Linked DNA regions of Mus musculus: region 2 is linked to region 1. Evidence: chromatin contacts called from ENCODE Hi-C data. All regions are on one chromosome and are shown on one strand. Each heading gives the region's core, a stretch centred on a gene start or an enhancer-like site at or near the end of the contact. The rest is flanking DNA. Distances are from core to core; before and after follow the strand shown. Region 1 overlaps Gm29687 (predicted gene, 29687). Region 2 overlaps 4930480M12Rik (RIKEN cDNA 4930480M12 gene).

Region 1 (3,379 bases), core at 522-3,021:
CAAGCCCACTCTAGGTGTTGTTATGCCTGGGCAACTTGTCCCGGGTTCTGTAAGAAAGCAGATGGAGCAATCATGGGGAGTAAGCCAGTAAGCAGCACACCTCCATCGCCTCTGCATCAGCTCCTGCCTCCAGGTTCCTGCCTTGACTCCTCTCAGTGACAGAGTGTGACCCGACAGTTGTAAGCTGAGATGAATGCTTTTGTCCCTAAGCTGCTTCTGTGCACGGTGTGTTTTATCACAGCACTAGAAACCCCAACTAATACCACCTATAACTCCATTTTGCATTCAACTTAGAGGAAACTTTGAGGAACTGATCCTAAGGTGTGGAGTTCTGCTGAAACCAACCCTTGCCACACTTGTAGGGCTTCCAGAGAACTCTTCAGTTTTCTTATGAAGAGATTTTTTTTTTTGAGCTTCTGCTGGCAGTTTTTAATTTTTTTTCTTCCAGCTCTTGTTGAGATTTTTTTATAGACCCTCAGTTGTTCATAATAAGCCACCCACTTTCGGATAGGTTTTCTCTGCTGCATCTGTTACTAGATGGTAGCAGTGAGCAAGTTCGAGTTTAGAAACACTATGGGAAATGTTAAACACTAGCATTTGGTGGAAGCAGGTGCCACGGGACCCACGTGAATGTCAGTCGCTGCAATCGATAGGGGATTCTGGGGAAACATTCACTTGCCCCTGCTTAAAATTCTGGGGAGGGTGGCATAATACCCGAGCATTTTCCCTTCAAGTTTCAGCGTAGGAAATCTGTCCCCAAAGCTGTGTGGATCTCTGGTGAAGGCCAAGTCCATATTGGCTCTTTTTACTTTCTGCTTTTTCCCCCCAAGTCTTTTCTCTCTTTTCTCCATGCTTTATAGCACTTAGGATTCCATTGTGCAAATTCTTGCTTAGGACTTGAGATTTATGTGTCTTCTCTACCTCTTTTGCTGACCACAGGATTGAGGACATGGAGAGGAACACATTCATGGCTCAGCCTAGCCTATCACAAAACAAGAATGGTCTATGCTACAAATCTGCCTACAGCCAAGTGACCGGGACCCTGACTCTCCTATATAAGCAAGCCATTCTCATTTCCTAGCAGGACACCTGCTTGTCAGCTCAGTTGTATTCTAACTTCATGGAAGATAAAGTAATATAAGTCATGATGACTGCTAGAGACTAGTGTACTAATAAAGAGAAACAGATATGTAAATAAACCAAGGGGACAGTGCTTCACACGGGCCACAGATCATTGTCTGCAAAGACTTTGATGGAGCCAAAGAAAGAATGGTTCCTTCCATGTGGAGCTATCTTGGAAAAATGCCTCAAGGAGGTGAGTATCCAGTGAAGTTGAAATGAAAGAGGGGAAATGTGTTAAAGAGCAGATGGGAAGGAGGCGTCTACATCAGCCAGAGAACTGTCCCAAGGGATGCCAAGGTATGTGCAAGCCTTTCAACAAGGCCTAAGATAGGATGTCCAAGTGCAAGGCTGAGCAGATACTAGTGAGAGTTGGCCTATAGGGAGAGGCAGTGCTCTGAGAGCGCAAGAAGCCAGGCTTCTCAGAATGGAGAGCTTCTGTTTTCTCTTACTCGTTCTTCTCTTTTGTTAAGAATGCATTCATGATTTATTTTCTGTATGCCTTCCCTAAAAACCTGAGTCCCACAATGAATGGCCCTTTGCTAGGCCGACCATCCAAGGAACTGGTTCCTCTGATCATCCCTTCCATAGTAAAGCATCCTTGCCTATACACCCAATTTGTCCTAGACAGCATCTTCTTGGCGACAGGAAGAGGCTATTTCCATTTCTGTCTTTCCAGAGTCAGCAGGAGGCCCAGCAAATGGCAGGCACTTATGGGATGAAGAAACATGAACAACAAATCTCAAAGGAATAAAGCCAGTCTGTCTCTCTGGAATTCCAGGACTTTGTCAAACAGGCATGTCTTAACCATGGCAGGGAGTTAGGACGTCTGTCTGTTAAGCTGTGAAATTAAAACACCCCAGGCTGGGAGCCTAAACAATGGATATTTACTTTCTCTTCGTTCTGGATCCTAGATATCCAAGGTCAAGCCACTGACTGCTTTGATTTCTGAGGAAGCCTTCCTCTTTGGCTTGTATGTGGCCAGGTCCTGGTTTCCTCTCCATTCCTTAGCCTGGCCTCTTTGGCTCCCACAGTGTCCTATCTACTGTTCTTATGATGATAACATTCTTATTCTATCAGAACCCACCCACTGAAACCCAGTTACATCCCTAAAGGCCTTGTCTCCAAATTTAGTTGCATCTTAACATTCTGAGATACGGCTCCAATGTATAGATTTTTTTTTTTAATGTGGGAAGGACAGTTCAATCCAAAATAGATAGTTGAGAAAACATAATTCTAAATTAGACAACCTATGGCCTCAAGTTGTTCAGATCTACTTTAGCAATAAATCCTGTAACTTGTTTATCCATTAGCCATGTGTCTGGCATCCTGTTCATATTTGTGGAGGGACTCAGTAATTCCTGTGCACTCTCTTCCCTCAGTTATGAAACAGATCAGAGCTGCTAGTTGACATGATTCATGGACAAATGAAAGGAGAACAAGCTGCAATGGGAAGTGCCTGTGTGGCAAGACACCAGCACAGGATATGATTGTGAGCTCAAAGCTGATGGTTTTCTTTGTGACTTTTTCCCATTATTTCTTTACAGGTTTTCTGGGCAGAAGCATTTGGGCTGTAGTTAGGCTCCTGTCTTTCAACTGCCTCCAGGAAAGGTGTAGCATCAAGGAGCAGAGGAACGGAAATCCTTTCTTCTGGTATTATGATATCAAATACGAGGTTTTCAGTGAAAAAGATTCAGTACAGAAATCTGGGCAATAACGTGTTAAAAACAAGGAGGCCCCCTTTACTCTCCCCTCTCACAGGACACCCAGGATCCATTATGAAGGAGGAGAAGGAAGAATTAGGAAAAGAGAAGATGGCGTCTCAGGATAGTGACAGCTCCATTTTGGATTTCATAGATGAAGAATCAGGACCAGACTTGTAACATATACTGCCCAATGTTCTCCAGAATTCTGGAGGGATCTGGGAGGATCAAGAAAACTCCAGAGAAGCCGGTCTCCATCCAGGCTAAGCTGACAGGAGGCATAGACCCTCCTTGCTTCTAGCAGGGATGTGAGGGAGAGGCCAGGAATTTCTTGCTCATGCTACTGCACTAGCTGCCTCGGGCAACTGACTGGTCTCCCATGGGCAGAGAGCAGAGCTGGTGCTTGCTGGCAGAGCCTTGGCACTCAGCTAGTTTCCTAGGTGATTCTGATGTGCCCCCTCATTCCACTATAACATCCCCCTAACTCTAAAATGGAGTGTTAATGGAAGCCCTTCCTCTGCATAGACTTAGGACCTCAGAGTTTAGCAGTGGTCTTG
Region 2 (3,379 bases), core at 352-2,851, 98 kb before region 1:
TCAAGAAAGTCACTGAAGCAGAGGAGCCAGAAGGACCACTCACTCAGAGGACCTAATGTATACTTGGTCCACGCTGCCTACTGTGTATATATGGGGACACATATATTTTTGGGGAAGGGTACATTATGAACCCTTGTTTCTTAGTAATGTTAGCTTTCCCCCCACTGAGAACAAGACTCTAGAGCCCTGGGCCATGGCTCTGCATCTTGTATGTCTGTGTGAACTAACAGAAAGCTCACTTCCTAAGGACAGACTGAATGTGCTGGCCTCTTCCTTCCCTACTAACCCCAGATATGTACTGTTTATTAACAGACTAGCTAACTACACTTAGTCTCAACGTGGATTCTTATATAAAAACAACTATTCCATTAAGTAAGCATAATGATGAACGCCATCTCCACACCAAGCATTGGTGTAAGTGCTGACTCAGTGTGACAATTGGAAGTGAGTGGAGCCCTTTTGGAATTTGCAACATGGAGGGGAAGATAAGAAATCCTGCATACAATTAGAAGACAGTAGGGTAGGCTAAACATTAAAAAAAAAAAAAAAAGGAACTCAAAGATAGAAGCCCTGCTTTCTGAATGTAGTATTTTAAGTGATTTCACCACCTTTACTGTCAGCAAGTTAATTTGGCAGGTAATAAATGAACACGATATCAGGATTGGGCCTGCATTTAAAACCAACTCCACTGAAACACCCACATATACATAATAATGGAACTATTGGTATCAATAATTGACAGTAAAATAAGTCCTCAGGAAACCAAATTATATCTTTCTTTTGGACATCATATCACACTGTTCATAAAAATCAAGGCTGGCCTACAGCATACTCTGTGTGGGTAGCAGGGGCTCCTCTCAGGAGGGAGGGATGCTGCAGAGGCCAGGAGGGGCTCCAGTCAGTCTCAGAACCCGGGACTCGAGGACTAGCCAGACGTGTATGTGTATGCGGGACCAGAACAATTTCCAATGAGATTTATACCTGCCCAGGTGGTTTCTCACAGAGGGTACCTTGATTGTCAAGATGCCCAGTGGGATTCCTCTGAAGCCCTTTAACTTCTGCACCCACCAGCTCATCTGGAGCAGTTGGCTTCAATCCCCATCATTGCTTTCTCCTGAACAATCCAGAGAAAATGCTGATGGCCAGCAGTAGGATTATGTATTCACAATATTTTCATATCTATGCCAGGAGACATAAGCACAGAGGACATCATTTACACTAAACATCCTGGTGTGTCGCTACGGAAGATGAGGTTTGCACAATCCGACAGGAAAAGAGACATTCCTTTAAAAGCAGAAGCCAATTATATAAGATGATACTTGCTTCATTTGAGAAGTCTTTCTGATTTTTATATTTAAGGATTTACAGCAGGGACGATGGGAGCGAAAAGAATGAGCCACGAAGGAAGGGCTTATTCAATGTGGCACCTTCTGTGAAAGTCTTAAAAAATCAAAGTACAGTACATTTCCCTCCCCTCCCCTTCCCTCCCCACTGTCTCCTTCCTTCCATTTTGAGCATTTTTGCATCTGCCACTGTTAAGGAGGGCGGGCGGTTGCTTTTCAGAGTGTCCCTCATAGGCTTTCCCTGCTGGCCACACGGCCTTCTGTGCGAGGGCCGCAAGCTCGTTGTATTTTTCCGCTGTGTCTAAATAGAAATCGTTCATTCAAATCTTATTCAACTTCCTAGATATAAAATGCAGAACGTGGCAAGGGCCCAGCGCTCTCTGCGGTCCGATGCAAATGTATGCAAATTTCTTCATATTAGAATCATTGTCTGGTTGTCATCCTCGCACGGGGCACATCAAAGCCATATGACCTGATTTTTGCACCTGCTGTTTAATTAAATTTACAAGGCAGACACACTCTCCACTCCCACTGTTGCACAAATCCGTCTTTACAACCACAGCTTCTAATTTACAAGGCAGTTGACTGCTGAGTTTTTTTTTTCCATCCATAGCTGCCCAACTGCTCTTTGTTAGACTGAAGACTTTTTAAAAAAAATTAAAAAGGAAGGCATCATTTTGGCAGATGGACTAACAGAAATATTAAAAATTAATTTTTATTTTCGATCCAAGGCTTGATTTTTAAAGCTCTTCAAGTACACAATCCATATATAGCAAATTGCATCTTCTTTATGGATGTGTGTTGAGGGGTTTGGCCTGGGCACACAACCCGCATGTGGGTTATGACGATGCAAAGAAGGGTCTGAATCCACGCTTTAAAGCAGACTTAGTTCTGTCACTTACCCACATATTAGGCAGGTTAGCGCTGCTGGGTTCTCCACAGTTTTATGGTTCTAATTACTTAGAGAGCAAGGGTGGTCACACACAAGGATGGAGACTGGAGGACAATCACAGTTCTGAGGGCTGTGGCTGTTTTCAGAGAGATATTTATTAGTGAGAGTGCTGTGCTGTGAAACTCTCCCTTGGCCTCCATCCCTGAAAATTTTAATCTCCGCACCACAAGTATCTAGACAACAGGGGAGGAAGGAAACAGGAATGTTGGACCCTCCTTGCTTTCTATTGAGTTTCTATATAATACACACTACCCCCAACAGCCACCGAGGTCTTCTCTCTCCAAGAGCCCGTGGCTCAAGTTCATATCCTCTCCCAAAGAAGCTAGTCTGTGATAGGAGCTGGGGAAATGTTTAAAGAGGTTAGAAGGAATGAAAAATACTTCTTTGTCTGTTCTTCCTCGTTCATCCAGGCTAGGGACCTAGGTTGGCTGATAATGCCCCTCTGTTACTGTAGGACATTCTATTTATTTTTATTCAGTCTGAAATCTTCAAGACCCTCAGAGCCATCATTTTAATGACATAACTTGAAAGATGATTTTCAGATAAAGGAAAGTGAACTTCTGAGATCTGACCTATAGGTGGCGCCACAAATTCACCAAACCAAAGAACACTGCAGTCAAGTTTGGAAAAAGTGGCATAAATTTAAAACCTTGAGCTACACTAACTGTGGGACATATGGGTTGCGTCCCAGGCCTGCCCAAGAATAACTTTGAAGAAAATTTTGTTTTCTGGCAATACAGATGCTAACACACCACAGAACCTTTAAAAAGAATAAATATGTAGATGGCTCAGAACTTTCAGAATAATTTAACCTTCCCCCAAAAGTTAAGATAGGAGCAAAAAAAATAAAATAAATAAAATAAAGATAGTATAAGCTTTAGTGCTCTGCCTTGGGGAAGGGGGTGAGCAATTTGGTGACAGTGATGCTCAAAGAACAGTTTGCCAGTTGGTGTGCATTTAATAATGCTTTATTGTATTAACTTCCAATGTAAAGGGAAAGAGAGAAATTTAGAATAATCTGATCCTTGATGAATAAATAATATGAAAATAAGGTCCTGCATGTAGAAAAATGCATAAGTATCCA

The links. A loop is a pair of places that touch in the nucleus more often than their neighbours do.
Region 2: a map of left cerebral cortex shows a loop between it and region 1 (5-fold over the local background). The contact joins two enhancer-like sites. A Hi-C loop is called at or near these places in 1 of 37 maps with a recorded cell type or tissue (left cerebral cortex).

The regions. Positions count from the first base shown.
Region 1 is chr12:26,128,195-26,131,573 of GRCm38, reverse strand. It overlaps Gm29687 (predicted gene, 29687), which reads left to right. Exons shown (of 5, transcript NR_131149.1): 3 at 940-1,315. Among named protein-coding and RNA genes, the nearest start is that of Gm29687, 81 kb to the left of the region's middle. Within about 2 kb of position 1,771, at least 1 of the 3 ENCODE cell types and tissues checked has a DNase peak (open chromatin) inside an H3K27ac peak, as active enhancers do; it is left cerebral cortex, where a contact is called at or near this core.
Region 2 is chr12:26,226,102-26,229,480 of GRCm38, reverse strand. The region is part of intron 2 of 4930480M12Rik (RIKEN cDNA 4930480M12 gene); the gene reads right to left. Among named protein-coding and RNA genes, the nearest start is that of 4930480M12Rik, 17 kb to the right of the region's middle. Within about 2 kb of position 1,601, at least 1 of the 3 ENCODE cell types and tissues checked has a DNase peak (open chromatin) inside an H3K27ac peak, as active enhancers do; it is left cerebral cortex, where a contact is called at or near this core.